Regions from separate parts of the Homo sapiens genome. Here region 1 is linked to region 2. A link is an interaction called in ENCODE POLR2A ChIA-PET data of the cell type or tissue named here. Cell type or tissue: endothelial cell of umbilical vein. All regions are shown on one strand. Links, peaks and the distances in the headings refer to the core of each region. The heading gives the core; the rest is flanking DNA. Region 1 holds the start of LOC340184 (a long non-coding RNA gene). Region 2 has its middle 100 kb from the start of TMEM170B.

Region 1 (16,191 bases), core at 5,849-10,848, 52 kb after region 2:
GTACAGTATGTACTATGCCACAGGTTCCTTCTTTAAGGGGACATGGTCCTCCCTTCAGCCAAAGGGATCTGGATGGGTGAACTGGTTTGGATCTAGAAACCAGGTGAGAGGTCATGGTCATCTATTGTACCATGACTCAAATCAAGTTTTTAGCTCTCAGACTTGGAGTTCCATTATATTGTTCAAGGGTTGGACAAAGAAAGGGTAGTCCCTGGCCAGATCTGGCCTGCCTTCTGTGTTGTAAAACCTATGACCTAAGAATGGCTTTTACATATTTAAATGGTTGGAAAACATCAAAAGGAAAATAGACTTGGTGACAAATGAAAGTTTTATGAGCAATGTCCATAAATAAAATTTTATTGGAACCCAGCCACCTTCCTTTGGTTACTTGTGGTCTATGAATGATTTTACACTACTATGGCAGGGTTGAGCAGATGCATCAGAGACCAGATGTGTCTTCATTGCTTATAAGGTGACACTCAGCATGATGTTAAGGTGATGCAATTATAACGTGATGGCATTTTGAGTGCCATACATATCACTCCATTGCGAAATATTTTTTTTTTACCAGTTCATACAATTATGTCATGACAAAAAAATAATAGTGAACTTTGCATGCATGCCTTTAAGGTACAGTGAAGCATGGATTATTTTGTTATCAAATTAAATGGCAAAGCATTACGTTTATTATGCAATGACACAATAGTTTCCAAGTGGTTCATCTGTTAGCCAAACAAGCGAGGAACGCCGTTTACTAATGGTGGATTCATTAAATTATGCTTGATCATAGCAGCCAAATAAATGAGTCCAGAGAAAATAAACTTGTTCAAGACTATTAGCATTTCAGCAAGAACAGTTGTTTGAAGAGTTCAGAACATTGAAAGTAACACCAATGGTCAAAAAAAAAAAAACAAAGCAGATGATTTCAAGTGGTTTTCTTTGGGTCTTTATGAATTGACAGATGTTTACAATACTGTTCAATTGTTTAATTCAAGGAATCAGTACTTGACTAGTTTGAAGTGACTAAAGAATTAGCCAGTATGAATAGTCTGTGTGGAATAAATGCAGGTAAGCATATGTTAACAGAAGTTAAGAAAATATGAATCTAGTATAACATGAAGTAGAATCTGCTATGATGTGTTACAATTGAGGGTAGTAAAAATATAACTGGAGCAGAAAAAGACTTAGACAAATTTGCAATGCTTGTAAAGATGTAAAAATTTTTAAGCCTATGTTTATTTGTTGTAGTATCTGTTACAGGTATCTTGTGAAAAATACATTAATCTGTTGTGTATTATTAAACCAGTCGTACCAGTGGTGAACTTCATTTACGATTGTAGATTTTACTGTCGGTTCCATGAATTTTTGTCAGAGATAGAAGCTAAACATTAAACATGGCAGTTTTATGGTTTAGCAGTGGTAAAGTTTTATTGCAATAAAAATTTTGAGCTGAGGGATAACACTGAATTTTTTCTGAAAGAGAAGAACTGGTTTAAACCATTATTATCAAACACTGAATAGCTTTGGAAATTAGCCTTTGCTACAGACTAAATAATGTTTATTAATGAATTCAACCTAAAATCATAAGGCAAATGTCACTTATATATGTGAAGCTTAACTATAGTAAAATTACTTTGACAACTAATGTTTGAACTGCAATTAATGTCAAGCTGCTTTATACACTTTCTAATCTGTCAATGGTTAAAACAAGAATGAGATCTCCATTCCCACATAAATTTGCAGTAGATACATTCTCAAGCTCAGACAATGGTTACGGCAATGTTTTTCAGACCTCAATGGAAGTGCAAAGGAAATTTCAGTATTTCGAAACTGATTTAGTTGTACAATTGAGGAACTTCTTGCAATGTAATGACCTGTTAACAGGCAAATATAAGGGAAGAGTCTAGTAAAATTCCATAAATACCTTCTAAGCAATGAATACACTCAAATAAAAATCCATGCTCCTGAATTTCATGTTAATATTTGGTGATGCCTATCTGTATAAAAATGTAGTTTCAAATATTAGATTAAATGTATAAAAGTTCATTAAAGATCAAAATGACAGATGATATTAGCAAACAACTTTAATGATAGAAAACACTAATTTTGAACCTGAATTAAGTGAAATGTTATCCCCCCAAAAAATTCCTTTTCCTCATTAGTATTACAAAAAAAGTACTCAATTAGTAGTATTATATTTTAAGTTTCATCAACAAAAATTTTGTAAAAATTTGTGTTATCTTCTGTAATATAAGTACCTATATAACATCATTAATTTTGCTTCTTGAAGTGAAAAGTCTAAAATATTTACTATCTGTACCTTTACAGGGAGAGTTTGGTAAATCCTGACATAGATTAAGTAACATTTTCATGGGTAGTCCATCTATTTCATTTCCAAGGACACTGTGGTCAGCAATGACCACTGTAAGTCAAAAACTTTCTAATTATCACTTTGTCTCTCCTGTACTTTTCTGTAAATGCATTTCATCTTTCTTTGGTAGTAAAAACTACCAAATGACCTATGTCACTCTGGGATCTCATATTCCCACCAAAATATCAATGTGGAATCCTCACCGTCATTTGAGGCCTACAGATGACAGCCACCATATAGCTAACATGCAAGAATGCTGATGCTCTCTTCACCAGTGAATTTCTCAATTGTGAAGGAAGCATCTTTGGGCCACCTTGGGATGTGGAGAGTAGAGGCAGGGTGTTCAGGGAACACATTATAAATGTGCTTCAACATTGTTGTATTCCTAAGACTCCAGATTCCTTCACATTTTGCCAAGGAAGTTCAGGCATGTCAATCTCATTAAACATAAGCCATGGTTGAGTCAATCTATCAACCAGGCAAACTGCTAGAGCCACATCTAGCTTCACGAGATAAAATATTAAATCCGGGGTTTCTGGTAAGTGCACTCACATCAATAAGTTCAATAAAATCCAGTCCACTTGTTATATTTCATTCTCCTTGGTCTAATACCCTTGGAATAAACTCCCACACATATTTTTTTCAGGATTCTACCACTAAAATTAGCATAATCTTACAACTGTTTTAGCATGTAAGTTATTTCCTCCTGGGTCAGACTTTGTACTTGCCCTTAGGGAACATGCTGAGATCGGGCCCTTATTATGGGTATAGTGAGAAAAGGAATGGTCAGAATGGGTTGATGAGAAGACGTATTTCATGGCAAGGCAACTGCCCCATTATTAAAGTTTATTCAAGAAGCAGAAGGCTGGTCTCTCCAGGTATGTGAGGATAGGCATCTTCTGCTGGCAAAGGAGGTCAGATGACTCAGGGGTTCAGAATTCTGAGCTTGCTATGAATCCATCCTGATGTCATTCTTTCGAGTCTAAGGGTCATTATCTTTTCTAGTTGATACCCAACCTTCACTTGAGAAACTTGAGAGTCTATAAATTCAAATTCAACTTTCAACTCTGAAATCTGTGCAATTAACTTTTGTGTCTTATTTTCAGCAAACAAGAGAAAGAAATGATATTCTTTCAGGACTGGCCTGGAAGCTTCTTAATTATCTATGACTCAAGCTCAGAACTTAAAGAAGCAGGCTTTTTTTTTTCTTTCTTTCTTTTTTCCTTATGCAAGTGCTTTAGGGCATTCAGAGGGAGCCATTCCATACTATCACCCGTGTAGTCATCGTAGCTGCTGCAGTAGTCAAATGCAGAGGACATTTGGTTCTTCCAAGGCTCTTGCTTTAGTAAGCACTTGAAAAGCAACCACAGGTAATAGTTTTATAAACTGTGATGTCACTGCATGCCACTGGTTACTGGAATTCCATTTGCCATTAGCAGGAAGTTCAGCACTGCATTCAAGATGAGGGACCCAGCCAAAGCAAACCCACAATTCCATTGTTGATGTTTGGTCCTACTGATTTGGGTTCTAGACCCCCAAGGAAAGGATAGCCACCTGCTAGTGTTTCTGAGGGGGTATGAATATTGGAAAACTACAACTGGAATCTTCTGCTACTTCCCTAACCATCCCTGCCAAAGTAAAGGAGTGAGGCTGGGCGATGATGACAGCAACGGTACGCAAACAAGAAGAGTGAGTGCCTTCTTCTTCTCCAGCCATCTGGTCTTCCTCCACCCACCACTATTAGAGGAGGCACACCTGGGGCCAGGCACAGTGGCTCATGCCTGTAATCCCAGCACTTTGGGAGGCTGAGGTGGGCGGATCACTTGAGGTCAGGAGTTTGAGACCAGCCTGGCCAACATGGTGAAACTCCATCTCTACCAAAAATACCATCTCTACTAAAAATACAAAAATTAGCCAGGGTTGTTGGTGGGTGCCTGTAATCCCAGCGACTCAGGAGGCTGAGGTGGGAGTACAGGAGATTCGCTTGGACCTGGGAGGCAGAGGTTGCAGTGAGCCAAGATTGCACCACTGCACTCCAGCCTGGGTGCAGTGAGACTCTGTCTCAAAAAAAAAAGAAAAAAGGAAAGAAAAGGAAAGACACACTTGGAGGGAGCTGGTAAAGCAGAAATGGGATTTGCAAAGTCAGCCCCAGAATCACAAAGCCAAGTATAGAAGCATGAGTTTGAGTTTGATACCGAGAGAATAGCTTAATAACTGGCTCACTAATAAAGTGCACTAGGATGAAGTTTTAGCCACTTTTTCATTTAGTACACTTGTAAGACATGGTTAGAGTCTGGGCTGTAATTAAGGATATAGGAGAGGACATATATTTTCCCTTGAAAAGAAAATATTATTGGTTTCCCTATGAAATGTTTCTTTTTAACGTAGTCTCTGTGGAGTCACTCATTTACACTGTGAGCATTATTTATTAGCTCACGGATTTATAGAATACAAGTCAGGATGCACCTTCTAGGTTTATGGTGTTTGCTGCTGGGGGATTCTGTAGAATGGGAAAGAAACCTCATTTAAGCTAAGTTATGTTTTCAGCTGTGCCAGTAGCCAATTTATTTGAAGTTGGCTAGAGTCTTAGTCAATTTTCTTTTGCCACAGTCCATTATTTATCAACAGAGGTCTGTGTTAAAGAGAGAAAGAGATGAAAGAAAGAAAAAGAAAGAGAGAGGAACATACATTTAAAAATATATAAACACTTCATCGCGGCTCCTTGATCCATTTTCACAATCTCCCAGGGATTTGGGGAGAGGGAAGGAAGTGTGAGTCCCTTGCTTTAGGCACTGATTATATAAGGTGAGATTAATTTTCCCACATCGTGTATGGAATCCATCTCCTTGCTTGGCAGTCATAGTTCTGCCTCACTTAAATCTATTTGCATCTAGCTAAGCCCACAGAGGAGGGTGTAGCTTAGAATAGAATTTTGCCTTTCCAATGCTTCTTTGGGAACTTTTCAGGATGATGATAAAGGAAATAATATGGTTAGCTTCAAACGTGCTCATAATTCTTCTGCAACAAAAATTGAAAGCGAGGGGTTGAGAGAAAGGAAGAGACCTGGCTATCTTCTGGGTCATGCTGGAATGCGCTGTTGGTTTTCAAAGTGTGAGGAGTGTTTCAAGATAGTAGGGATCAGGGACAGGCCAAATGGACCCTGTGATGGGGGCCTCTGTTATCCTTCACTGCAGTTAATTAATAGCCTAAGGGAGAAGATAAAGGAGAAGAGAAATGCTTTAGAAAATAAATAAATAAAACGTGGGTACAGGGTCAAGTAGTGCTCTCGCTGTAGAAGGAGATGATTATTGTAATTAGCAGCAATGCATATGGATCGTGCCAATTTGTGAAAGCTGTGAGGGTGTCGTATTTCTTCTATTCTCTCCTCCTACAATCCTCTGCTAACTCGGCTACTCTTGTTAACCTGGTTACTCTGCTGTCTTTGTTTCTTCTCTTTCTCTCTCTCTCTCTCTGTGTGTGTGTGTGTGTGTGTGTGTGTGTGTGTGTGTGTGTATGTGCGTACGTCTGTAGGTAGCTAGATACATGGCTGTGGTAAGTAGTTCTACAGCAGGCAAATATCCCAAAACAGTCGAAAGGGCCAATGTTCTTAGTTGAATGCGACTCAAAATGCAACCAAGTCCATGGTTGCCTGTGATTAATATGAACTAACCCCCTCCCACTTGAGGATGAGAGAGGAGGATTGTGTTGCCTTAATATTCACAATTGTCCATTATCTCGCATATCAAAGAATGACTGAATTTTAAAGCTGGAAGGGCTTTAGAAATCACATTTTCTAACTTCTTATTTTTAAACATGAGAAAGCTGAGGCACGATAGGCTGAATTATGTCTCTGAAGTAACACAGCTGGAGGAAAGCTGGGCCAGGATTGGAAAACAAAGGTTTGCCAGTAACTTTATTGCTGCTTCTTACATGTGATGTACACATGAATAGAAGAGGGTAAATACAATATGTATGCATAGTGTAATATGTAAATACATTCAGCTATATTTGAATATGACATTTTTTAAAAAACTGCTCTTTCTACTTTTTTATGTACAGACATGGGTTCAAAGATCTATTAAGCTTTAACGCATACATTCTTAGATAAAAAATTTGTTATTTGTTGAATATCAAACTATATCCTTGATAACGTCCCTCCTTTTATCTTTCTATATTCTGCCTTTCAAAAGCTTCTATGAGAACTTTTCAGGATAATGATAAAGGAAGTAATGAGGTTAGCTTGACATATGCTTAAGTTCTCTTTGATAACCCTGTCTAAGGAAAGGTTCCTCGGGAGACAGAATGGTCTCTGAACTACGAAGAGAAGAACAGGAAGCAAAGGATACACAGACAGGGGTAGAGGTAACAAGAGAAAACTGCAGGACCTGGGCGCTGATCGCTAAGTTCCTGCTTGGTCTCTTTTGGAGACCTTTGCTACTTTGTATATTCACCTTTAAAACTTTCTCTGGGTTGCTTCTTTTAAAAAGAGCAGTCTCTTCAAAACAAGACATACAGACAGCCAACAATCATATGAAAAAAAGCTCAACATCCCTGATCATTAGACAAAAGCAAATCAAAAACCACAATGAGATACCATCTCACACCAATCAGAATGGTCATTATTAAAAAGTCAAAAAATAATAGATGCTGGCGAGGTTGCGGAGAAAAGAGAACGCTTATACACTGCTGGCGAGAGTATAAATTGCTTCAACCATTGTGGAAGACAGTGTGGTGATTCCTCAAAGACCTGAAAAACAGAAATACCATTGGACCCAGCAATCCCATTACTGGGTAGATACCCAAAGAAATAGAAATCATTCTATTCTAAGGACACATGCACAAGTATGTTCACTGCAGCACTATTCACAACAGCAAAGACATGGAATCAGCCTAAATGCTCATCACTGATAGACTGGGAAGAAAATGAGGTACATATACACCATGGAATACTATGCAGCCGTAAAAAAAGAACAAGCTCATGTCCTTTGCAGGGACATGGAAGGAGCTGGAAGCCATTATCCTCAGCAAACTAACTCAGGAACAGAAGATCAAATACCACATGTTTTCACTTATAAGTGGGAGCTAAATGATAACACATGGACACAAAGAGGGGAACAGCAGACACTGAGGCCTATTGGAGGGTGGAGGCTGAGAGAAGGGAAAAGATCAGGAAAAATAACTAATGGGTACTAGGCTTAATACCTGGGTAATGAAAATGTGTACAACAAACCCCCATAATGTGTGTTTATCTACGTAACAAACCTGTACATGTACCCCTGAACTTAGAAGTTAAAAAAACAAATAAATATAAACAGCAATTGTGTTGTAGATTCAGGTAGTTCTCTCTGACATCACACAGCTCCTGTGCTTTGTTGATATTGAGTTCCAGAACTCAAAAACAGCCTTCAGTAGCCGGCATAGGCTCATTAGTCATCATTTCCTATCTTTACTCTTCCTTTCTTGTTTTCCGTCAGAACCTATACCATGAATTGTCAGGTCATTTACTTTAACAAATGTTTATATATTTACCTTTGAAAAGAGCACTGTCAAAAATCTTAATTTCAAGTTCCCACTCAGTTACTTAACTGTATGGCTACAACCAAATCACCCAACTTCTCAGAGGCTTATTTTTTCCTCTGTAAAACTGGAAAATTTATACTGGATCTGCTACTCTGATGAGATAAAGTGGGAGGTGCTTGTTATTTTTTGGTAAGTGTGGTGGGCAAAATTCAAAGATGGGCCCTGAGATTCCCAACCCCTGGTATATGCCCTATGTAATCTTTTCCCTTTGAATTTGGGTGAGACCTTAAGTGAATATGATGGAATATCACTCCTGTGATTTGGCAGGTAATCAATCAGCTGACTAAGAGTTAAGCAAGAGGGAGAAAATCCCAGGTGGGCCTGACCTAATGAAGGGAACACTTAGAAAGGAACTGGACTTTATTTGACAAAAGACATGAAACCAGAGAGATACTCCTGTATCTCTGAGGAAGGAAACAGCCTTCTTGTGAATTACCTACCGAGGGGTGCACCTGTGAATGAGGGACGGGTCTGAGTGTGGAGCTGAGAGTAGTCTCCAGCTGAGAGCTGGCAAGAAAGTGGGAACCTCAGACATGAAGCTGAGCATGAATAAACTCTACTACCACTTTATAGAGCTTGGAAACAGACTCTTCCCCAGTCAAGCCTCCAGATGAGAATATAGCCCTGCTGAGGCTGTGCTGGAATTCTGTCTCATGGGAATTGTGAGATAATAAATTTGTGTTGTAAGCTGCTAAGTTTGTGGTAATTTATTATGCAGCAATATAAAACTAATACACTGGGTGCAGTGGTGTGTGCCTCTAGTCTCAGCTACTTAGGAAGCTGAAGCAGGTGTATCAGTTGAGCCCAGGAGTTGGAGGCCAGCCAGGGAGACATAGCAAGACCCCATCTCAGATAAATAAATAAATAAATAAATAAATACAACTTAAAATATGCACAATGGCCTAAAAATAAACAAATAGAAAACTAATATAATTATCCAGTACTGTACTCCAAGAAGTGAGGGGTAAAGAAAGTATATATTCTTTCTTCTCACCTTGCAGCACCTAGAGGACAGATTTCTCCAATAAGATGTGCCCACCTAGAACTATGAATCTGGAAGGAGGAACATCCAGACCCAGAGACCAGTCACAGTGGCAGCAGTGGCAGATGCTAGTGGTGCTGGAGGTTGGGATAGCTTTCAGGCCAGATGTGACCATGGCATGACTTTGTGCCGCACAGGGCCAGGTTCCCTTAGTTCCTGAGTGTTCTCTGTGCTCTAGGGCTCACATAAGTTCTGTGGACTATTCATCATTTTCCCAATACATTTATTTCTGCTGCAATTAATCAGACTTGGCTTCTCTTGTTTGACTCCAAGAACTTGGATTATTATGGACCATATATGTAAGAGTGCCTTGTAAACTGTGACAAATACTATACTATAAATGTAATGCACTATTTTAGTTGTTTCTCTGCTCTCGTTTTCCTTTAGGCTCATATGTATGACCTTAGACCCTCTCTGAGCTGTTATAATTCTTGGTGTCATCCTGCATGCTGATATTCCCATAAATAAGTGTACCTTTATTCCAATAAATACATGAACATAACGTGAATCTATGTAAAAATGAAAGGCTTATTGACAGATCAGAAAAGTGAGAACATTTAAGGACTCAAAGTAGAGACTGTTTCCTGAAGGGCTTGTTTAGGTTTAACATATTGCTTTCAGCTGAACTTAAAGGTCAAACAAAGCAACATCTGTTTCTGTCTTAAACCATTGAGAAAACAAATGTCTGCTACTATGAGTGTCTCCAGGGAAGAGGTCTCCTTGACCATTCTTCAGAATGAACTGGAGTCTCAGGAGTATGTATTCTGATGGGTTCAGATTCACATCTTCACTCACCAGGAACCAGAACAGAGGTCTCTATGTATCTTTCCAGACCTCTTACAAATTCCTATTATGAAAGGTGCAGAACAGTGAATAAGCACAATGAAAAGTTTCATCTTTGAAACTTAATTGCAAAGCACAGTTAAAAGCCAGACAAAACAAAAACCACTGTGTTCATCAGAGCCATCTCAGGAGCCTTGCAGGTAGTGGGGGAAAGAAGGGGCGAAGCTTTGGCAAGTAACTACACTCAATCATTGCAGCTATGCTCTGAGATTTGCATGTTGAGGTTTTGAGGCTCTAAAAACTTTGAGAGTACCTGCTGGCAGAGCTATTTGTTTTGATTGTCTAAACCCAGGACCATTGGGTAAATTTACGTATGGCCACTGTGGCTCTGCAAGGCAAAAGACTATAACGATGACTTTCTCCAGTCACTACATTTGCATCTAGTCTCCAGCAAGGGGAAATAAGTTTTTTGCCTCTGATCCCTGGGAGGAGAGCTCCAGTGAAGCAGAAGGCTGAGGTTCAGTCAGAGAACATGCATTTTCTGAAGCACAGGGAAAGAAGTAGGAAAAAGAGGTATTAGAATGGCATGTGGTGCTTTGCTGAATAGCTTCCCCAGGACAACGATATGAGGACTTCATTTAAGTTCCCAAATACAGAAAAATGCTGTCAACACAACCTCAGTAGAGAAAGCTGCAAAAGTTAATAAATACAGCAACTTCGGCTAGCAGTTTACTTGTAGCACTTGGAACAGAAACGATGAATGCACCAGAAAGTCAGCTGTCACGTGGTGGTGGGAGGTGCAGAGTGCATTGGTAGTAAAAGCTGCTGCTGCAAGGAGAGGCAGAGCAAGGCCAACTGACCTCATGGGTATCAGAGCCACACTGGAGAGGACTCCCCTGGGAGCTATCCCTGGCCTGCCTATGCCATGGAGGAAACTGTTGCTCTGATGTTCCCTAAGTTGATTTAACTCTAATGGTATATCCTTCAACACAGAGGGCAGAGTGTGGCCAGGGGACTTGGTAGTCTTGGAGTCCTATGTCATCTATGTGGTCTGATATGGTTTGGCTCTTTGTCCCCACCCAAATCTCATGTTGAATGTAATCCACATGTGTTGGGGAAGTGGCCTTGTGGGAGGTGATTGAGTCATGGGGGCTGACTTCCCTCCTGTTGTTCCCTTGATAGAGGTCTCATGAGATCTAGTTGTTTGATAAGTGTCTGGCACTTCCCCCTTCTCTATGTCTCTCCTGCTGCAATGTAAGATGTGCTTTCTTCCCCTTTGCCTTCCACCATGATCATACATTTCCTGAAGCCTCCTACCCATGCTTCCTGTTAAGCCTGTGGAACTGTGAGTCAATTAAACCACTTTTCTTTATAAATTACCCAGTCTCAAGCAGTTCTTTATATCAGTGTGAAAAGGCATTTGAGACTTTTATTTCAGAGGCACAGGCTTGGCTGGAAATAAGGATGGTGTACCACTTGATGCAGCAGAATCCACCTGGCAGTCAGCTCCTTTTGGCTGATACGAGGCCAGAAAATCTGTGCCTGTGTCCCTTCAGTCTGCATTTATGAACATGGGCTGTGATTGAGTGAGACCTTGTAACTGTTAAATTCCCTGTAGACATGGTGCCTCCAGTGAAGGATAGTATAATTTCAGAATTTCAAGGCTCAAAAGATAATAAAGCAGAGCTAAACAAAGCTTAAATTGTATCTCCTGGTTCATATACAAATGAATATGGCTATGAGTGAGTCACTGGATGTTTAGAAAAATTGATCACCGATTTATACACATTGTTCACTTTATTCACATTACTGGAAAATCAGAGCTGCAACATTTAAACTAAAAGGCTTAAAGTTATATGAGAGAACAAGGGACACTGATATTTGGAATTTCTTTGACTTACTGCTGGAACCCAATGTGATCAAGACATCTTTAATGGGCATTCTAATTGGTTGCTTTGGCCAAAGTTTTGGTGTGACCGAGAGAGGGGGGATGATGAAGCCTAGTTAGGAGCTCTCCTACCTACCAGGGAGTAACAACTTGTCCCGGAGGGAAATATGAACAAGAACCATGTAACAGACCAAGGTCAATAGCAGTGGCAGCTCTGTATTGAGCATTTATTCAGTGTCAACTACTGTGCTGGGCTCACCTTCACAACGAGACAGTATTACCATCATCATTTTACCAGTTAACAGTTACCTACATAAGGCCACACCGTTCATAAGTGGTCGAATGATAATGATGATGATATTAACAATCATCATGAGAACTTACCTGGCATTGTGCTTTTCTGTTTACAGAAGGAATTTAAATAAATAATTGCATTTGATCCTTATAGTATGTTGGTGTTGCTATTATTATTTTCATTCTTTGTGTGGAAAAACTTGGACTGAAAATTGCCTTCAAAAGTAGCACATATTAAAACAGTAAGTCAAAATTCTTTCTTTATATCCATTGAAAGTATACCAACTTTCAGCTGTGTGACATTAAGCAAGTTATTTAACTTATTTAAGCCTTGTTTTCCTTGTATTGACTACTCAAGAGTACAAAGAATGAATGCAATGATTGTCTTAAATTGTTTGGTGGTGTTGGGGTTCAATAAATATTAGCCATTTTAATATTATTATTTTGAGAGTTTCAGATTTTCTTGGAAATTTTCCATGGGACTTATTTTACAAAACCATCAAAAGGACTTTTTAATAAGGTGCTCATATCCTTGAAACAGTATCCTAGTGTAACCAAGGACAAACTGGATGGAAGATGTATTGTTTACTTACATCTTTTTCTTAAAGAATATTATATTTTCTCCTCAATATATTGATTCAAGAAATGCATAGTTAATGCCTCCTCTGTGTCCTTTATTGTGCAAGACATTGAAGATAAGCCAATAAACCAAACCCGGTCCCTGTTTTCAAAGAGCTTTCACTCCAATGGAGCAGCCATTTATATGGATAATACCAACACACTGGTGAGTGCATTTCAGTGCAGGTGCTTCACTTCTAGGTATTTCCTCAAGAGAAGAGAAAACATATATCCAGTAAAGGCCTTGTATAGGAATATTCATAAAACCTTTATTAATAATGAATCAAACTGAAATTGACCCAAATGTCTAAAAAGAAGAAAATGGATTAACAGATTGTGATGTATCCATACATACTAAAGCAATACAAATGATGAAACATGGATGCAAAGATATGAATGAGTCTTTAAAACATCATGCCTATACCAACGTAAAGAAGCCAGACTATGTGCATCCTATACAACTTATATGAAATTCTATAATGACATTAATCTATGCTGAAAGGAATCAGAACAGAAGTTGCCTGGACTTGGAGGTGAAACAGGGATTTACCAGGAGGTGGCATGGGAGCTTTCTGGAGTGATGAAAGTGTTTTATATCTTGACAAGGAGAAAGGGACATGGCATAGGATACACAGGTGTATGCATTTGTCAAAACTCATCAGACTGAGCACATGAGATCTATGTATTTCACTGTATGTAAATCCTATCTTAATTTAAAAATTTCTAAGTATTTTTTGTTTTTACACTATTGTAAATTGTATTTTTGGACATTTTATTTTCCAAATCTTTGCTATTAATATGAAGCAACACAATTGATTTTTGTATATGAACCTTGCATCTTCAGACAGACAGTGATAAATTCACTAATTATTTCTAGTAATCAGTTTTTAAAAATATAACTCTTTTGGATTCTGCATGGTAGACCTCCTTCAGTCTTTCATTTCTCTTAGCTATTCCCTCATGTTTTCCATCTTTTGTCTCTCTGTGCTACACTTAAAATAATTTCTTTTAATATTTTAGTTCTCTCTAGTTTTGGCCTTTCTTCTCTCAAACTCATCTATTAGGTTTTTTATTTCTATATTTGTATTTATTTTATTCATTTATTTATTTATTGAGACAGAGTTTCATGCTTGTTGCCCAGGCTGGAGTACAACAGCACAATTTTGGCTCATCTCTGCCTCCAGGGTTCAAGCAAATCTCCTGCTTTACCCTCCCAAGTAGCTAGGATTATAAGCATGCACCACCATGCTTGCCTAATTTTTGTATTTTTAGTAGAGATGGGGTTTCGCCATGTTGGTCAGGCTGGTCTCAAAAGTCCTGACTTCAGGCGATTCACCCACCTTGGCCTCCTGAAGTGTTGGGATTACAGGCATGAGCCACTGCTCCTGGCCTGTATTTGTATTTGTATTTCTAGAAATTTTACTTGGTTATTTTTCATACCTGCTAGGTCACTTTTTTTTTTTTTTTTTTACAATTTCCTGTTTGCTGCAAATATTTTCTATCTTTACTTCTTTAAACATAGCTATTTTGTAGCTTGCATCTAATTGTTCCTATACCTGAAGTCTTTCAGGGTCTGTTTATGTCATCTATTATTGCTGCTGTTTCTTTCTCATCATAACTTACTTTCGTGTGGCTTGGTTACCATGAACTAGGCACTGCTCATTGTCTAGAAGACATGATTTCTGGTAATTCCTGTGACTTGGGTGAAGGTATCCTTCTCCAAATAGTTTTGCCTTTGTTTCTATGAGACATTTAGGAGCACTGCCTCTCTGTGACCAATTTATATTAAAGTTATGGCTTGAAGTTTTCTGGTCCACCCTTGGGTTTCAAATTTAGGCTAACAATTCTCAGAAGCTAATCTCTAGACAGGCTACTCACGGACAGGTTATGTGTTGTTTTTGTTTTTCTCCTTTATTTAGCACTAAGACACTGCTATCTTAGGACTTTTTTTAAACAGGAGGAATGGGTAATTTTTACTTCCTGAAGGTTTTACCTTTGGGATTCTAGGTTAATGTAAGTGGGGAGTCTGATATTAACATTCCAATTTGGGTGGGCTCTAGGCTTTTGACTTCTGTCCCCCTTATTTTGTGAGGTCTTCAAAACTGGAGCACAGTTCTCTGTATGTTCTTAGGACAAAAGGCTTTGTTTGGCTGTGTCCCCCCTGAAATCTCATATGATATGGTTTGGCTGTGTCCCCACCCAAATCTCATCTTGAATTCCCACCTGTTGTGGGAGGTAATTGAATCATGGGGGCAGGTCTTTCCTGTGCTGTTTGCGTGATAGTGAATAAGTCTCACGAGATCTGATGATTATATAAGGGGGAGTTTCCCTGCATAAGCTCTCTTCTCTTGTCTGCTGCCATGTGAGGCATATCTTTCACCTTATACCGTGATTTTGAGGCATCCCCAGCCACGTGGGACTCAGAGTCTATTAAACCTTTTTTTCTTCCCAGTCTCGGGTATGTCTTTATCAACCATGTGAAAACGGACTAATACAGTTTCTCTTCTGGGTTCCTGGAATCTCTTAGATCTTGGTCTGGTAATTCATTATTGTCTTGTCAGTTTCTTGATGCTTTAAAGGATACTAGAAAATTATTGTATTCATTATTTTTAGTTGATTTTAGCAGGAGAGTTGACCAAAGTGGCCTAGCTCTTTATTATTAGAAATGGAAGAAAATAAAATTTGGAATTTGTATGGTCTTTCATCATTTCTAAGTATAAAAGTAATCCCCCAAGTTGATAAGTTTCAGTATGTAAATTTTTTTAAAAAAATCTGCATGGCAAAAAAGAAAATAAAGAAAAAAAAGAAAGAAAATAAATCACAAAGAGGACTAATAGACATTCAACAAGCAAGAAAAAGCATTTAAAATTCTAATCAAGAAACTCAAGCTCAGGAGAAAGAGACCGATTTTCTTTCTTTTTAAAAAGTTTACCATTTTATTTATTTAATTCATTCATTCTTAGAGATGAAGTCTCACTCTGTTGCCCAGGCTGCACTTGACCTCCTGGGCTCAAGTGATCCTCCTGCCTCAGCCTCCCAAGTAGATAGGACTACAGGCACTCATCATTGCACTTGACTTAGCTTTCTTAATATATCAAAAACTCTATATTATTATCAAACTATATCATTATCAACTCTATATTATCAACTTACACTATTTTATCAAGTCTTAAATATTGCCTTAAAACTTAATATCCTAGGGCAACAAATACTTATAATCTCAAAATTCCTGTGGGTCAGGAATCTGGGAGCATATTAACTGAGTGATTCCAGCTCAGGGTCTCTCAGGATGTTGCAGTGGAGACATCAGTCAGGGCTGGGTCTTTCTAAGGCTTACCCGAGGCTGAAGGACCCTGGCTAAGGTCATTCATGAAACTCTCAAAAGAGCCTCTGCTTCTCACCACGTGGTCTTCTTTATCCAGGGCTGCTCAAGACCTGGCTACTGGTGTCCCCCAGAGCAAGTGAGATTGAGAGAGCCACCAAGACAGAAGCTGATTATCTTTTATGCGCTAATCTTGGGAATGGCATACCATCTCTTCTGCCATATTTTATTGGTCACACAGAGCAACTGTGGTACGATGTGGGAGGGGGAGTGTGTCAGGGTGTGGATATCAG
Region 2 (16,191 bases), core at 6,685-11,684:
ATATCTGGCCTCCAGGACTGTGAAAGAAATGAGTTTCTGTTGCTTTGAAGTACCCAATACTGTTACACTGGTCTTTAAGAAAAAAATAAAATAGGTCGGGCATGGTGGCTCACACCTGTAATCTCAGCACTTTGGGAGGCTAAGGCAGGTGGATCACGAAGTTAAGAGATCAAGATCATACTGGCCAACGTGGTGAAACCCTGTCTCTACTAAAAATACAAAAATTAGCCAGGCGTGGTGGCATGTGCCTGTAGTCCCAGCTACTTAGGAGGCTGAGGCAGGAGAATCGCTTGAACCTGGGAGACAGAGGTTGCAGTGAGCCAAGATGGCGCCACTGCACTCCAGCCTGGCGACAGAGCAAGACTCCATCTCAACAAATAAATAAATAAATAAAATAAACCACCCAACTTGGGATCATTTGTTGCGGTAGCCTCAGGCAATGAATGCAGGGTTGTACCAGAAAATTCCTCATCATCCACCAGTTCTGTGGTTCCTCTGACACTGTTAATGGGGGGGCACTCTAACCCTCACTCTAATATTTCTTCTGAGTTTCTGTACTTGGCTTTCTGTGTTAGCTGGCCCTTTATCTCTGGGGCACCTCTATGCCAGAGAAGCCTTTTGTAAGAAGACTTTTGAAACTAGATCTCTATTTAGTGGCTAATCCTAACACCCAAGCAGAGATGGGCACAAAGACTGGGCTCCTAGCATGGCGCCCACTACTGATAATCATATACAATTGACAGTTTTCAGAGTGTCCTCGCATATATCATTTCATCCTCAGAGCAACTCCATAAAGAAGCAGGTCAAGAACAGTTACTTATTTTACCCAGGGGAAAACTGAAGCTTAGAGAACATAGAACGCTTTCGCTCGTCCCATAATTTGCGAATATATTTATGATGGAATTGGAGGGGACCAGGTTCTTTCTTTCTCTTGCATTAGTTAGAAATGTATTTGGCAACAAGTATCAGAACTCTTGATATTTCTGATGGTGGCTTAAAGAAATAAAGGTATGCTTATCTCAGAAAATAATCATCAGAGGAGGCCAGGGCAGGGCTGGTGTGTGACCCAAACATGGCACCCTCCTATTGCTCAAGGTCGTCTTCCCATTGCTCAGCACAGAGGGCTTTCCTTCCTACTTGCCTATCTGTTTTTTAGTGTGACTGCTATACCCCCAGGCTATCCAGTAGGGAGAATGGGAAGAAGTAAGAGGGCTACAGAGTGAAGAGCTTTCTCCTAACAAAGCTCTGCCCTTTGGCTTTAGGCCTCTTCCCCAGTGACGTCTGCCTACACATCACCAGTCAGAATTGTGTCTCGTGGAGGGTTGCTTCCCTGAGGAACACAGGTGTGGAGAAAGGGATAAATATGGGAGGGAAAAACTCTTCAGGGTTACCATTTCGAGTATGTTTTGTTTCCTAAAGTCTGCTTAGGTTGGTACTTGCTGCAATTTTCATTTCACTTGTCAAGTCTTATGGAGAACTGCTTACTCTTACGGTTAGTAGTATTAGAACAGCCACAGTCACCCTAGTAACAATGATGATGAAAAATATGATCAACTTCCACCTGCTCATCTGACTCTTTTTTCCTAATCTTTAGCAACACTCTGTGTTAGGTGGGAACAAAAACAATAAATACATTGCTGATTTTAATGTGAGATGTTCAAATCTCTGACATTTTTAACCTCTAAAGAAGGAGAACACAAGCTTTATTGAGGGCAAATATTTTTGTTATGTTGTTTAAAAAGTAGTATCCTGTGCCCTTGGCTCATTAGAACAGCAATAAACATGTAATGGGAAGGCTATTTTGTTTTCTGACGGGTGCTGTCATTTGCTTTCCTGTGAAAATTTTGGATGCCAAACTGAAATGCTGAAGAAAGTCTGTGCTCTGAAAATAAAATTACATCTTCCTGGAGACCCATGGGAACACGCAGGGGACGCTTGGCTGGGCCCTGTCAGTGACAGCTGCCATTCTGCCTGTGAAGTTCACAGATAATTAAGTTACACAGGGCGGGCTGGCTCCCAGTTGTTTCCTCCAGAGAAAGACCATTTCTTGGCCACTGAGCAGAGGTGGATTTGCCATGAAGGCCACATGAAGCTGAAGCCTGAGGGCCCCTCACTTGCGGTGGCCTGCTTGCTGCGAAGAACCCGCCAATGTCTACATAAGTCCTGTGTCTGACAGTTTGTAAGAGGAATCCTTTTTATTTCTTTTTCTTAAAGAGGGTCCCCCAGAGTGTCTAAAAGTCCAGGTTCCACCCGGGATGACATTGTCATCTCTGCATCTGGGACAACATTGTTGGCAAAAATTTCCCGAGATGCAGCAAGCATTTGCCTTTTCTCCTCCCTGTACCTCTGGTCCCCAACACAGAGCCTTTTTCTCCCCATGGCGTCTACACCTCTGGACTAGAAAAGCTCTCTGGGCCAGGCCGGAGAGGCATTCAGCCCTCCATGGCCGATTTTGAGGTGCTTTCATACTACAGAGGCATGAACAGACAGCTGCTGTACGGAGTGTTGACAGAAGAAAGCCAGGTTGGGGAAATCTTTGCCACTAAATGATCAGAAAAAAGGCCAAAAATATATCTTTTAACATGAGTGAAGTCTCTCTGGGAAAACCGCTTTGAAACCTCAAGCTAAGGGTGGATTATCCTGTCCCTGTGGTCCCAGACATCCTGACCCTACTGGTCTCTTCAGACCTGGCTCATTAGAATGACAGCCCCTGCTTTAATGTTCATTCCCCGTGCTCGTCCATGAGCTCCTCGGAGGTACTTAATTTTTATCCTCTCTGTGCCCAAGACCAGGGCTCCCCAGGGTGGCTGCTGAACAGTAGGCCCTAAAACTATTTGCTTAACCCTCTCCATCTCTCTCTTTCTCTCCCCTCTACTCCTTCCTCTCTCTCTTTCCTTCTCTCTCTTCCCACCCCCCCTCCACATACAATTCAAATAGGTGCTTATAAACATGGAGGCTGGGAAGAATTTTAATAGTTTAAGGCTAACTTCTGTGTTCATTAGACAAGAAGATGAAAAGAGAAGAAAGGGGCATTGAGACCCCCTTTTCTTTTCATTTCAGCAGGAGCAGCGTAGCGTGCGCACACGCACACACGCCCTTCTTCTAAAACAGGTGGTTTAGGCAAAAGGCTACTGACAGCCTGGCATCTCTCTGGTGAGGCTGCGATAACTGGGACTTCCTTGTACACGTTCCTCTGTGGGGTGTGGCACAGCATCAGCCTTTGAGTTGCTACTCCTGGGGATTCCTGGCAGTGCGTGACTTTGAGGGAAGTGAGGCGAGGATTCCTGCCCTCTGTTAAGCCATCCTCATTCATGTTCTCCCCTAATCAGAGCTGCATTTCTCTGTGTGTGTTTTTCAGATTTGAGTCCTGCTTTCAAAATATAAATATTCTAACTTAGTTACCCATTCATGCCTTAGCAGGATATTTAAAGGGATAAGATCTTGGAGACCCAGAGGATTGGAGACAGAGAAGGAGGGGAGGCAGCAGCCAATATGCCTGCTCCAAGAGTGCCCAGGACAAGTCCTGAGTGGTGCCTCAGTTTTGTGGGGGCCCAGACTCACACCCCCAAAGCTCCCAGCTCTGGCAGATGCAGCTGTCAGTACAGCCTAGCTGAGAGCAGGCCTGGGCTGGGAGAAGACACTGGAGGTCAACACATGGCTCTTTGTGCACTTTGTTGGCTTCTCTGCTGGACTCAGCTGGACTCAGCTGGAGGTGACGCTTGGTGACCAAATACAGCACCGCGTCTCTGAGTAAGCCCAGCTCAGGAATGCAGGATGAAGGGGGGCTGCTCTCACTTGCCCAGGGAGAGGCCTTGTGGAGGAATCAGTAAGTCAGCAAGTATTTGTTGAGCATCTATTATGTGCCAGGTGTAGGCTAGTCCTTGTGAATAAAGCCACAAATATCATCATTCTCTGTGGGTCCTAGAAACCTCTTAGCTCACAGGATGCCACACAGTCAGCCCCAGGCAGGCAGGCATCACAAGGCATCCCTGGGAGGCTGGGCTGGAGCATGAGAAGCTGAGGTAAGAGGGCTGGAGTTTGAGTAGAGGAAGTGGACACCTGGCCTGCGCTCCTCCCAGGCGGCTCAGGCTCAATGACCTTGCCGCCAAGCATCCGCTGTGCCCAGCTTCCGCAGGTGTCAGATTAACCTGGCTTCTGAATTTTTTTGGATCACAACTCTATACGCTGCCTACTCAGATCTTATTTTCCGCTCACATAATAATAATGTCTCCCAACAATTAAAAAAAACAAACAGAAAAAACCTGAGTCCCAGCGAACTCTGGAAAATCAACCTGTAACAATATACATTAGTTACACCCGGAACTCCATCAGACTGTGAATTTGTCAGTCTATTTTAGGGGCTGCCTACACACCTTATTTCTATTTCTGTAAAATTGGAATCAACCCTGCTCCACAGGATTTTCATGAGGATTAAATGAGATAATTGACTTTAAGCTCAGGGCTTGGAGTATGGTTAGCCCTTGACAGAATGTAGTCAATAAGATAATTAATAATTCTATTTGATAGAGTTACTAATAAAAATTGCTATATTCCCAAGGAGGGCAGAACCGAAGGAGAGGGCCACCCAGAGAATTTCTGAATTGATGTAAGATTTTCTTGATAGAGCCAGATATGACCGGCTTGCCCACTTCAGGGATTTCCAGGGGTACAAAACCAGCTGGCTGCTGAAATGACGCACTTGCAGGCCATTGTTTTCTTATAAGGTGTGTGCAGTTTGAATTGGGGGAGAAAAAGCATTCCTTGTTCATGTTCCGGGAAAACTGAAATAGAGCAGCAGATCTTGATTGTCTGGACAAAGCTCACTCCCTTATCCATTCCCCACACTCCTGACCCCACCCCAGGGAGGAATATCTTCTGAAACCCCCTTTCTTTTAGAAAAAAGGATGGAGGGTTGGAGAGAATCCTGTTAACCCTGGCTTGGAGAGCAGTGGATTCTAGAGGTCCCTGGGAGGCGGTGGACCAAGCAGGGCTTCCATGGGCCTCAGCTGAATTAAAGGAATGTGGGCCCCGCAACCTCAGGCAGGAGCAAGGCAGGGCCACTCCACAGACAGGTGTCTGCTTTACCTGGAAGGCAGGGCCAGCGCACGGTGACCTGGTCTGTCTCCTGCTGACACTCTCTCAAACCCCTGACCCTGAGCAGCCAGGTGGGTGTGAAAGTCAGGGCCCTGTGAGGTCTCCAGCCACCCTGAGCGCCTGCCTGGACTTGAAGGCTTTGGCCCGAGCATTCAACGTTTGGCTTTGAACTTGACTGCCTTTGTCTATGATGATGAGTCTGACATACCTTTGCCTTCATGTCAAATATGTACTATAAACGTGAATGCTGGGAAGAGTTTTAATAGTTTGAGCCTGACCCTGTATGTTCATTAGAAAAGAAGATGAAAAGAGAAGAAAGGGGCTTTGAGACCCCCTTTTCTTTTCATTTCAGCAGGAGCAGCCCAGCACCTGGCTGGTCTGGACAGTGGAGCGTGTCATATGTGGGTTATGAATTTGACCATAATGTTGCTGCTTTTTTTTTCTCAATTTTTTTTCTACTAGTATTTACTAATGACCAACTGTGTGTCAGGCACTGCTCTGGGCACCAGAGGATGCCTGGCCCTGTGACGTCCCTGAGAGAGCTCACACTGTCTGGGCCCAGTGGCTTCCTTAGTACTGGGCATCTGTTGCACTCTTACCCCTTGGTGAGACTCCCAAAACTTAGCTTCCTGCCTTTCTTTTAAATATTAATTCTGAAGCAGACTATGAAGCAAGTGGCTAATGTTCCCATGTGGCTGATCAACTGGTTATAAGGAAAGTTCCCAAAGAACAGCTCCAAAATAATCCAAGCAGTGATGACCAGGTTTGAATGAGCCTGTAGCCATCTGTGCTGACTCCCAGGAAGGACCTGTTTATTTAGAGGCAGGAGTTCTGGCCTGTTTGCCAATAAGCAGAATGACAGCTGAGCCTCATTGCCTCGTTAGTCACACCTTGTCCAGGTCAAAGCCCCTCGCTCTGTGTGCCCTGAAGGACTCGATGGTGGAGCTGGAGGCTTCTTTCATAGGACGACATTTCCACCTGTCATGTGCTGATCATTAGCTGGCACTGAGAAATCTCTGTCATATACTTTTAAATTGTAATCATATTTTAATATCAGGATTGGGTCTAGACTTAATTTAAGTGATGTCTTCAATGTATTCTTTCCTTGATAAGTGATAGATTGAGAACACAAATAAGCTACTCGTCTTCTTTTTACCCTGAGCACTACCCTGGCAATGAGGTAAAAACCAAAGCTCATTGAATGAGTGGCTGAATCATATATGAAGGAGAGACTGTGCCCATTAAACTCATTTTGCATAGAAGTTTTAAAAATAACATTTACTGGGCAGGAGGATTGCTTGAGGCCTGGAGTTGAGACCAGCCTGGGCAACATAGCGAGACCCCATCTTGACAAAAAAATTTTAAAAAATAGCTGGGCATGGTGGTGCCTACCTGTAGTTCAGCTACTCAGAGGCTGAGGTGCGGGAGGATCACTTGAGCCCAGGAGTTCGAGATTGCAGTGAGCTATAATTGTGCCATTGCACTGCAGCCTGGGCGACAAAGCGAGACCCTGTCTCAAAAAGAAAAAAGGCATTTAGTTGTGTTATTAGGTATTCAAATTGAATTAGTAATTCAAATGAACTCCAGAAACATTTAAGATAAGCAAAAAGAAGAAAATAATTGTTCACATGTTTAGCATGACCCTGCCAAATCCCCCTCTCCCAGAAACACCCAAGAATGATCAATAAATACTAAAAAAAAAAAAAAAAAAAAGATTCCAATAAAAATTAACATTATTTCAAAAAAAAAAAAAAGAAAATAATTGCCCTTATAAAGCAATCCTTTCCTACTGTTTTCTAGGTTTCTCTGGGATGTACATGTGCACGTGTGACTTTGTGCCTGTGCCTGAGTGTCATCTGAGTGCATATTTCTCTTGCATCCTGTGTTGAGTTTAAGCGGGACCTAGATGTGGGTACCTGAGCCAGGTTGGGGAGGCTTGCCAGACACCTGTTTGCATGAGGAACAAGACAGGCGTGTGCTGGGAACTCACCCTGAACATAGGCAGGCCCAGGTGTGTATTTGACCCAGTGAGGGAGTGGCTCTGTGGGTACTGGGGAAGCCCAGTTTCGGTCCTTGTAGCCTGAGTTAATGTCTCTTGGTGATTTCTTTCAGAAGGGCTAGGTGGGAGGCACATTCTGGGCTGGGGACGGTGTGAGGGATCAGGGTGCCTGGGAAGTGCACAGGGTGATGTAAGATTCACAAAGAAATGAATGAGAGATGGTGCTGTGTTCAAAAACGCATGCGTGAAACAAGAAGGCTCATGCATGCGGGAGAGAGGAGAGCACGGCAATGTGGAGCTGTCTGCTGGGGTGGTCAAGGCCCTTCTCTCCTGGGTGAGGTTCCCCATCTCCTATTGCCTGTGGGCCCTGGAGATCCCTGAGCACTGTGGCAGAGAGTGCTGAGTGATGGTCCTGCTGGAAGATGTGGCCAGATCTATAAAACAGGCCAGGCTAAGCAAAGGCTTTGAATGTGAAGACGTGACCTACAGCTTCCAGAAAAGTAAGGCTTGGCTGCTGCCACATTTCACTTGAAAAAGACAAGAAGTTCAGGTTGCCACATAAGCCAACAATGGACACTCAGTTTCAACCCTGCTTTGATAGGATCATGTCCCCAAGACCCCCCAATAATAGCAACCTGGGGTGAGTTGCCTCACCTCATTAGGCCTCAGCATTCTCATCTATGAAATAAAACTTGGAATAAATGTTCTTTAGTCTTTTTTCCACTGGAAAGTTTGTTCCTCCCCTTCTCCCAACCCCTCCTCATCTCCTAGGCCTCATTTTCCACACAGCTCTCCTAGGCCCCCCTCAGCTGACCTTGGAAATTCTTCCTGGGGACCTCGGTCAAAGGGAGAGTTGCCAGAAGCTTGGAGGTCTACCACCCCCACAAAGAATGAAAATAGGGTGTTGTGTGGAAAGAGAGGAGGAGGAGGAAAGTAATTAAAGTTAATTATGGAAATAACAAGTTAGAAAGATACCCTAAGAGGAGAAAAATCCAGCCCCCATTGCTTGGTGGGTGAGGAAGTCATTCTGGTTTGGAAGTCCAAGTCCCCTAGAGAGGTTTGGGGGTGACTAGGGAGGGTCAGAGAGCAGCCTTGAGGTTTTTATTTTAAGCCACAGTGGTATCACCAATTGTTTGAAGGATTGCAGACCAGGGTAGAATAATATTTACAAAGCCAGCTGGGTAAACCCCATGTTGGCAGCCTCATTCCTCTGAAACCGAGGCCACTTCTAGAATTCCCTTTTCTCAAGTACAAGGAAAGAGGAAAGTTTTTATTTCAGTCATAAGTGGATTAAAAATACATTAAACACAAATTGCTAGAGCATATTAATCACCGATAATCAGTTCATTGATGTCTTATTGCTGCAGAGATATTTTAAGAAAGGGAGGACTTTAGTGATAACCTAGACTTAGTTGTAGAAACTTTTCTTAAAATGAAACAAGATGTGGGCAGTCACAAAAAAGCAGATAGAGCAGCTCTGGTGAGGCCCAGCACACAGGACCCCACAGCAGGGACCAAGGCTTGTCTGGGGAATCTGTAGACCTAGGTTAAGCTCAGTTCCAAACTTACTTGTGTAGCCCACCCCTCTCATTGATTCAAAAGCATTTTTTTTTTTGAGACGGAGTCTTGTTCTGTTGCCAGACTGGAGTGCAGTGGCATGATCTCGGCTCACTGCAACCTCCAACTATCTGGTTCAAGCAATTCTCCTGTCTCAGCCTCCCTAGTAGGTGGGATTACAGGCATGTGCCACCACGCCCAGCTCAAAAGCATTTGTTGAGCCCAATAGTATGCCATGTCTGTTGGAGCTTAAAAGAAAAAATTAATATAAGTCAGCCATTCTTATTGATGTCCCCTTTAACCGCATTTCCATAAATCTGGCTTGAGCTCTGGTGGTTAAATCTGTTCAGACCCTCAGGCAGGAGGCCTGGGTAAAGTGATGAGTTGAGTCTTCTTTAGCCCCCTGCAACAGGGACTTGGCAGCTGTTCCCAGAAGAGTTCACGGGCATGCCACAGTCCTGGGTGGGGAAGGACACAGGTGAAATAGGAATACTCTAGGAGACCAAGGACATGAGTGTGGTCTGGGTCATTCCTGGCCTGCGTCTGTGAGTCTTCCTTTCTATTTTCACTCCCCAAGCCAGGACTTTCTCCCTCTGCTCTTACGAGGAGCACGGCTGCAGCCGCTAACTCACCTCCTTGCCTCACACACCTCTGGTTCCTTCTTCTTATTGTCACCAAAGAAACTCTGCAGCAACAGAAATCTCAAAACAAATCCATAAGCCAAAAATTAACAGTTATGCTTGTGGGGGGAGAGAGAGAGAGTCCTTTGATGCTGCCACATTGCCTATGCCATAAAGCTGAGATTCCTCAGCATGGTGGTCGATCGTGTCCTTCAAAATCTGACTCATCTAAACTCCAGCTTTGTGGGATCCCCTGCTGTGTGTGGAACACACCATGCTGTTCCCCATCTCTGTGATGGTGTTCATGACCTTCCCTCTGCCAATAATGCCCTTCCAGCTTCCTTAGTGAGTCTCCATCCTGCTTCCATACTTAGCACAAATGTTTCTTCCACTATGAGCCCTTAGCAGAGATGAACGTTCTTTCTTCTGTGTTTCCACTTAGGGTGTACATAATCCTCCTCCATACCAACCATTTTTACTCTAATTATCTCTTTCTATGGCTGCCTTACTCCCCAGACAGGAGTGCCATCCGTTATGGCCAGTGTTCTACGATCCTGTATCTACAGTGCCTAGAATATGGCAGATGCTTACCAAAAAATACGTTTGTTGAACAAATGAATAGTCATCTCTGTTATAAAGCCAACACAGATACACTCAGGGATTTCTATGTTTTTTGTTTTTTTTTTTTTCAAAAAAAAATGACAGAATCATGTTTTACCTTCCATATCTTTGCTTTTGCAGCAGAATTTAAAGATTACCAGTTTATCAAGGACAAGAACAAAATGAGCTCGTGACACACAACCTCCCAATGGTTGGACCAGGCCATTGGGTTCAGATATATGTGTGTTCCTGTGTCTATGTGTCCTTACATCCATGCATGCTTGTGTGTATATGGGTGGTGTGTGTGTGTGTGCATGTTTGTGTGTGCATGCCTTTTGCTGCCTGGGAATGCTTTTCTTTTAAGATATTCTTGGCATTTTGTTTCTTCTAGGGCCCTTTCCCTATTTTTGGTAGAGGAAGTTTCCATTTTCATTTTTGCTTGGCCTTATTTTTCCCATATGGAATGTTTCTCTAGACCTTCATAAACTGGATTGTTGGCAGTGAACTTCTTCTAACCCTTTCAAACTAGTAATTGGGTAGAGAGAATTAAAAATTCCACCAAGTTTAAATATACATATATGAAATCTATAGCCTCTTCCAACCCTTCTTAATGGGAATAAATGAAAAACTCTATTTTTTTCCACAGGAGACAAAAAACAAAATGAAGATACAGCTATTTTTTCCCGATTGTTTTTCATTAGAAAATGGATATGTGAAGGAGTGGCGGTTAAGAACTGAATTGTGGGCCAAAAAACTTTTTAATATTCCTATGTGACTGTAACTCTGTAAGAGGACAGAGCTAAAATCGGCAGTTTCTTCTGAGTACTGCATGAAACTGACATCCTTGGGCTCCATTTAGCGCTGGTTCATAGAAGCACAGCACATGGGTTTGAGAAAGAACTCAAAGGAACAGTAAAGAGACAGAGACTCAGCATCCAGGGGAAAGAGGGAGAGAAGAGGCCAAATAACCTCCAGGCAGGAGGCCAATTTCTGCAGCTAACTACTTTATAGTTCCCCCTTTGGCCTTCGTGTGGCCCATGGTGCAGTTAAAATGATCAGGGACATTTTCATGAAGTAGTCCTTTTCCATGCAGAGACACTCAGAGCTGTGCTGGAAAGTCAGAGGCTATAGGAGCAAAGTGACAGTCGTAGCTTTGTTCACCAACTAGCAGCGCAGTGCATGAGAAATCCTCAAGATGCGTGACAACTCTGTCTCCCCCACTCCATGAAATCTGGAACTTAAGGGAACCCCAAATAACATGGGCAGAAGCATGTCAAGTGTAGCTGCAACAGATAATGGATTTTCTTGATTTCTTTTGATTTCAGAAGGGGGAGCCTTACCTTGCCCTCTTCTTGCATGAGTTCCATCTATGGAAATGTGTTCATATTCATCTCCTTTTACCTCAAAATAGACCCAATTGAAGTGGCAACTTCTGGATCTGGCCTGGTGAGAGGAATTGGCTTTAATGGTTTTTTTTTTTTTTAACTTTGGAATCTAAAAACAAGAAAATGAACCCTGCTGTCACCGAGGCCCCTCCAATATTACCCTTCAAGGCTATTTTCCATTACTCAGTGAAAAAGGAATGGAAATGTATTTTGTTAGTAAAGGAAGATTGATGAGATTTTAAACTCTATTTGCAGATTTGTAATAGTCTTCCAAAAATCCCTGTGCTCAAAGTAAAATTATGGTTTTCTTCCCTGTGACCTGTTTTGACAGAATCAGAGAAGGTTATGGCTGGATGAAACCTTAGAAATCAAACAAATCCCTCATTTACAAATGAGGAAACTAAGGTCCAGAGAGGTTAAGCCCAAGGACACTAAGCTAGTTAGTGGACCTTGAGAGAGAATGAAGAGTTGCATTTTCTTTCCAAGGAGGGCCTGATGGCTCCATTTTGTGGGTGTGCATTGCAAGTGCTTTTGTGTGGTGACACCAGAACTTTTTAGCAGAAAAGGAATTCTTTGAAATGTGAAGCCAATTCTCTCCCTGCCAAGATACTTAAAAAGCAACAGCAATGAGCTAGGACATCTGTCTATCATTGGGAATTTGGGAGGCAAATATTTTCACAGAACCTAAGTGTTCAAACAAACACGAGTAGCAAATATGGTCTCAACTCCAGCTGAGCCATTAAAACTTGGGCAAAAGAAGCAAGGGAAAATGGAAATAGAGGGTGGATAGGAAATCCAGGGCTCCAGGATTCTTGTATGAATTACATGAAAAATGAAGTTTGAGTCATTCAAAAATACATGAAGTCCTGCACCATGATCCCATAATTGTTGGTTTCAAGGAAAGAATATGAATTCATAAGTCTCCCTTTGGAACATAGGTTCATGGTGAGGAATTGGCAGAGCTGGCCTATACTTACAGGATTGGGCAACCTGAGCCAGGAAGAGTGCTGCTTTTCCCCTGAAGGGCAGGGGTGGGCTCAGAATTGTCAGGGGGCATGAGCTGGACCTGCAGGTTCTAAAATAGCTTTTAGCTGGACTTGACTGGGAAGGGGGGACCTCGTCAGGGAAAGGTTATCAATGGGAAAAATGCCGGGATGGGAGCAAGTATGGCAAGGCCAAGCCATTAGCCTGAAGTAAGACAAGGGTGAGGTGAGGGCTGCAACACAGAGCATGGGCTTAGGTCTGTTCCATTCATGGGGAGTTAGTGGGTGATATGGTTTGGCTATGTCCCCACCCAAATCTCATCTTAAATTGTAGCTCCCACAATTCTCATGAGTCATGGAAGGGACCCGGAGGGAGGTAGCTGAATCATGGAGGTGGGTCTTTCCTGTGCCATTCTCATGATAGTGACTAAGTCTTACGAGATCTGATTTTTTTTTTTTTTTGAGACGGAGTCTCGCTGTGTCCCCCAGGCTGGAGTGCAGTGGCACAATCTTGGCTCACTGCAAGCTCCGCCTCCCGGGTTCATGCCATTCTCTTGCCTCAGCCTCCCGAGTAGCTGAGCCCGGGTAATTTTTTGTATTTTTAGTAGAGATGGGGTTTCACCATGTTAGCCAGGATGGTCTCGATCTCCTGACCTTGTGATCCACCCATCTCGGCCTCCCAAAGTGCTGGGATTACAGGTGTGAGCCACTGCGCCCGGCCGAGATCTGATGGTTTTATAAGGGGTAGTTTCCCTGCGTAAGTTCTCTCATTTTCTCTTGTCCGCCACCATGTAAGATGTGCCTTTCACCATCCGCAGGATTGTGAGGCCTCCCCAGCCACATGGAACTGTGAGTCCATTAAACCTCTTTTTCTTTATAAATTTCTCAGTCTCAGATATGTCTTTATCAGCAGTGTGAAAATGGACTAATACAGTGGAAAAAGGCGAGGTGGGGACAGGTAAATCAGGCTTTTGACTTTAAGACTTCAAGTGCTTTTCAGATGAGAGATGTGTTAAGGGGAAGGTCTTCCATCCCAGAGCAATCCTTTAATCATCCTCATACACCTTCCCAAAAGGTGTGCCATGACCACAGGGTGGCCAGGAAGGCTCCCTCTAGAACTGGTGAAAATGGGAGCCCTTTGGGAGCAATATCCTCTGAACCTGTTATACCCTCTAGGGTATGAATGGAGTTTTGACACAACAGGTATTGACATAAACCTGATTCTCCTCTTCTTTGCATGGAAAAGCTGTGCTCTTTGTAGCCAGAGGAGCAGAATTCTTTACTACCCCTTTCAAAATATTCTTGCCTAGATATGAGAGGATCATCTCATCTTCACTAAAAAGTTAAAGTGAGTAGCAAACTTAGTGTTCAGGCTTATATGGGGAATATAAAATAGCCTACATGGTTGACTTGAATAACTTCCTAAAAAAATAGCTTCACCTGGTACAACAGTTACTGGAATCCCATCATTAGGGGTACATTCTTTAGCATCCACTGTAGCCCGAACACTGCAGCTCTCTTTTAAAATGCAAAATACTGCTGGGAATAAACAACACATAAAATCATTATCTTTTCAGTGTAAATTAATTCACTAGTTCAGGGGCTCAGGGAGGAATGACAGCTGTTGGTGAGGACAGCTCTTGGTGAGGACTGGAGAGGAAGGAAAACTGAGAGGTTAAAAGTAAGGGGCAATGTTTGAGAGGGGAGAAGACACCACAGGTATATTGATTTTCCCATCACGGTAGAGGACAGTCCTGGGAATCAGTGTCACTTATCTGGTTTTGATAAAACACAGAAGGACATGAGCAAACTCAGATGCCAGGTAACATCTTTTGTGTCCAGGGAAAGGCCCAGAAGACAGAAGCTGGTCCTCCCGGTGGGTTGCACTTTCATTAAACAGAGTCACCGTGCATTCACACAGTAATCTACACTTTCCAATGTACTTCCATAATTGATATTTTACTCCCTCCCCAGAGTACTGTGATGGAGTAGGCAGTAGCACTATGAGAGCAGCAAATTTTATGGAAGATGAAACTCAGCGGCTCAGGGAGGTTAACTGACTTTCTTGACGTCATAATGTCAGAGGTTCCCTGACCACCTTGATGGATTCCTAGGAGATTTAAGGATGAAACTGGTGGTGGTGGGGTCCATAACTCACTGAAATGATACTTAAAATTTGCTTTTTGCAGGTGTGTACATGCAATTTTATTGAAGAGATTTTCACCACATTCTCAAAGTAGTCATTGAACATCAAAAGCTTAAGACCTCCAGGCTTTTCAGTGTGTAACTGGAGAGGTATGGAAAAAACTGGCCAACCACAACCCTTGTGGGAAGAGAGTGGGGCCCACATGTGAAGTAGAGAGTTCAGGATGAGAGTCACAGTCCCTCTCTGCCCAACGTAGCTTAAAAGGCCCTTTCACCAGCAGCAGCGATATCACTATGTCACTACACAGCCATCAAACTTCCATCTTCATTACTTGTTCAGAGGACCCTACATGGGAACTCTCCCAGTGCTCACACACCTGCCTGGTACAGTGACAGCATTCCATCACATGTGAGCCTAACTTTAAGAAAACCAGATTATAAAAAATCATTTAGCTTCTAGTCCCAGCTACTCAGGAGGCTGAGGCGCAAGGATCACTTGAGCCCAGGAGTTCTGGGCTGTAGGACGCTATGCTGGTTAAGCATCTGCACTAAGTTCAACATCACTATGATGACCTCCCAGAAGCAGGGGCCACCAGGTTGCCTAAAGAGGGGTGAGCCAGTTCAGATCAGATACAAGCAGTTAAAACTACTGTGCTGATGAGTAGTGGGACTGCACCTGTGAATAATCACTGCATTCCAGCCTGGGCAACATAGCAAGACCCCATCTCTGAAATAAATAAATAAAAATGATAAATTTAAAAAATCATGTAAAGGATAAATATGAGAGTGGGGTAGTTTTCTACTTTACAAAATGATGCAACATATTTTTCTGAAGCAGTTTTAGGTATAAAGTGTTAGTTTATAGGATTATCATGCCTGTAGCTTACTTAGAAATATTTGACAGTGGCCAGGCGCGGTGGATCATGCCTGTAATCCCAGCATTTTGGGAGGCTGAGGTGGGCAGATCACGAGGTCAGGAGATTGAGACCATCCTGGCCAACATGGTGAAATCCCATCTCTATTAAAATACAAAAAATTAGATGGAGAGGTGGTGTGCGTCTGTAGTCCCAGCTACTCAGGAGGCTGAGGCAGGGGAATTGCTTGAACCTGGGAGGCAGAGATTGTAATAAGTCAAGATTGCGCCACTGCACTCCAGCCTAGCAACAGAGCAAGACTCCATCTAGAAAGAAAGAAATACTTGATAGTATCTAGTGTGATACTATGTGTGTTACTTTAGCTTAGGTGAACTTCATGTGCCAATCAAGAACGCCTCTTATGGGGTGACCAGGCAGGATTACATCAGAAAGGCCAGACACGTCTTTTACAAGCCCTCCTTGTTCAACAACCATTACTTTGCTGATTCTTACATAAGGTGTAAACAATAGGTTTTTATTGATGAAATTCGTGTCTTGGTAGTTAGTTTTCACTGGCAAAATTAAAGGAATTCAAGATGCATAGATTAGAGCTTAGAGGTCCTCCTTCCTTCTTGACTGAAGAGGACCTCAGAATGCACTCAACCATGGATCTGTTCCCTTTGAGGATATTTTCTTAGCTTGAGCCCCAGTTAGTCTTACAGCCATTGGTTAAGAGATGAGATAATGCAGATGGCAATGTTTTGCAATGTTTTGCATCTTGCTGAGAATTGTTGCTGTGTCTGTGGTGAGCAGACCTTTTATAGGATATGCTTGGAGCACCTAAACAGAGAGCTGAGAGCTGGGACTCCAAGTTTACAGGACTGCTTGATGAACTGTTCTGAGCTTGTTTTGGTCAGGGACTTGCTTTTTTTTTTTTATTACCTGCTAACAAGG

Evidence for each region. ChIA-PET counts read pairs that join two places held together with the same protein. Peaks named below come from ENCODE experiments on the same cell type or tissue, not always from the same donor. Only the 100,000 strongest peaks of a DNase experiment are listed, where the experiment ranks them.
Region 1: POLR2A ChIA-PET joins it to region 2 with 7 read pairs; 3 of 35 experiments call an interaction of 5 or more read pairs at or near these places.

The regions. Positions count from the first base shown.
Region 1 is chr6:11,682,259-11,698,449 of GRCh38, forward strand. It overlaps LOC340184 (a long non-coding RNA gene), which reads left to right and starts at 7,999. Exons shown (of 3, transcript XR_001743973.2): 1 at 7,999-8,080. In endothelial cell of umbilical vein, for the core only: no CTCF peak of the experiment used is centred there; a DNase peak (open chromatin) is centred at 7,783.
Region 2 is chr6:11,629,232-11,645,422 of GRCh38, forward strand. No RefSeq gene overlaps it. Among named protein-coding and RNA genes, the nearest start is that of TMEM170B, 100 kb to the left of the region's middle. In endothelial cell of umbilical vein, for the core only: no CTCF peak of the experiment used is centred there; no DNase peak of the experiment used is centred there.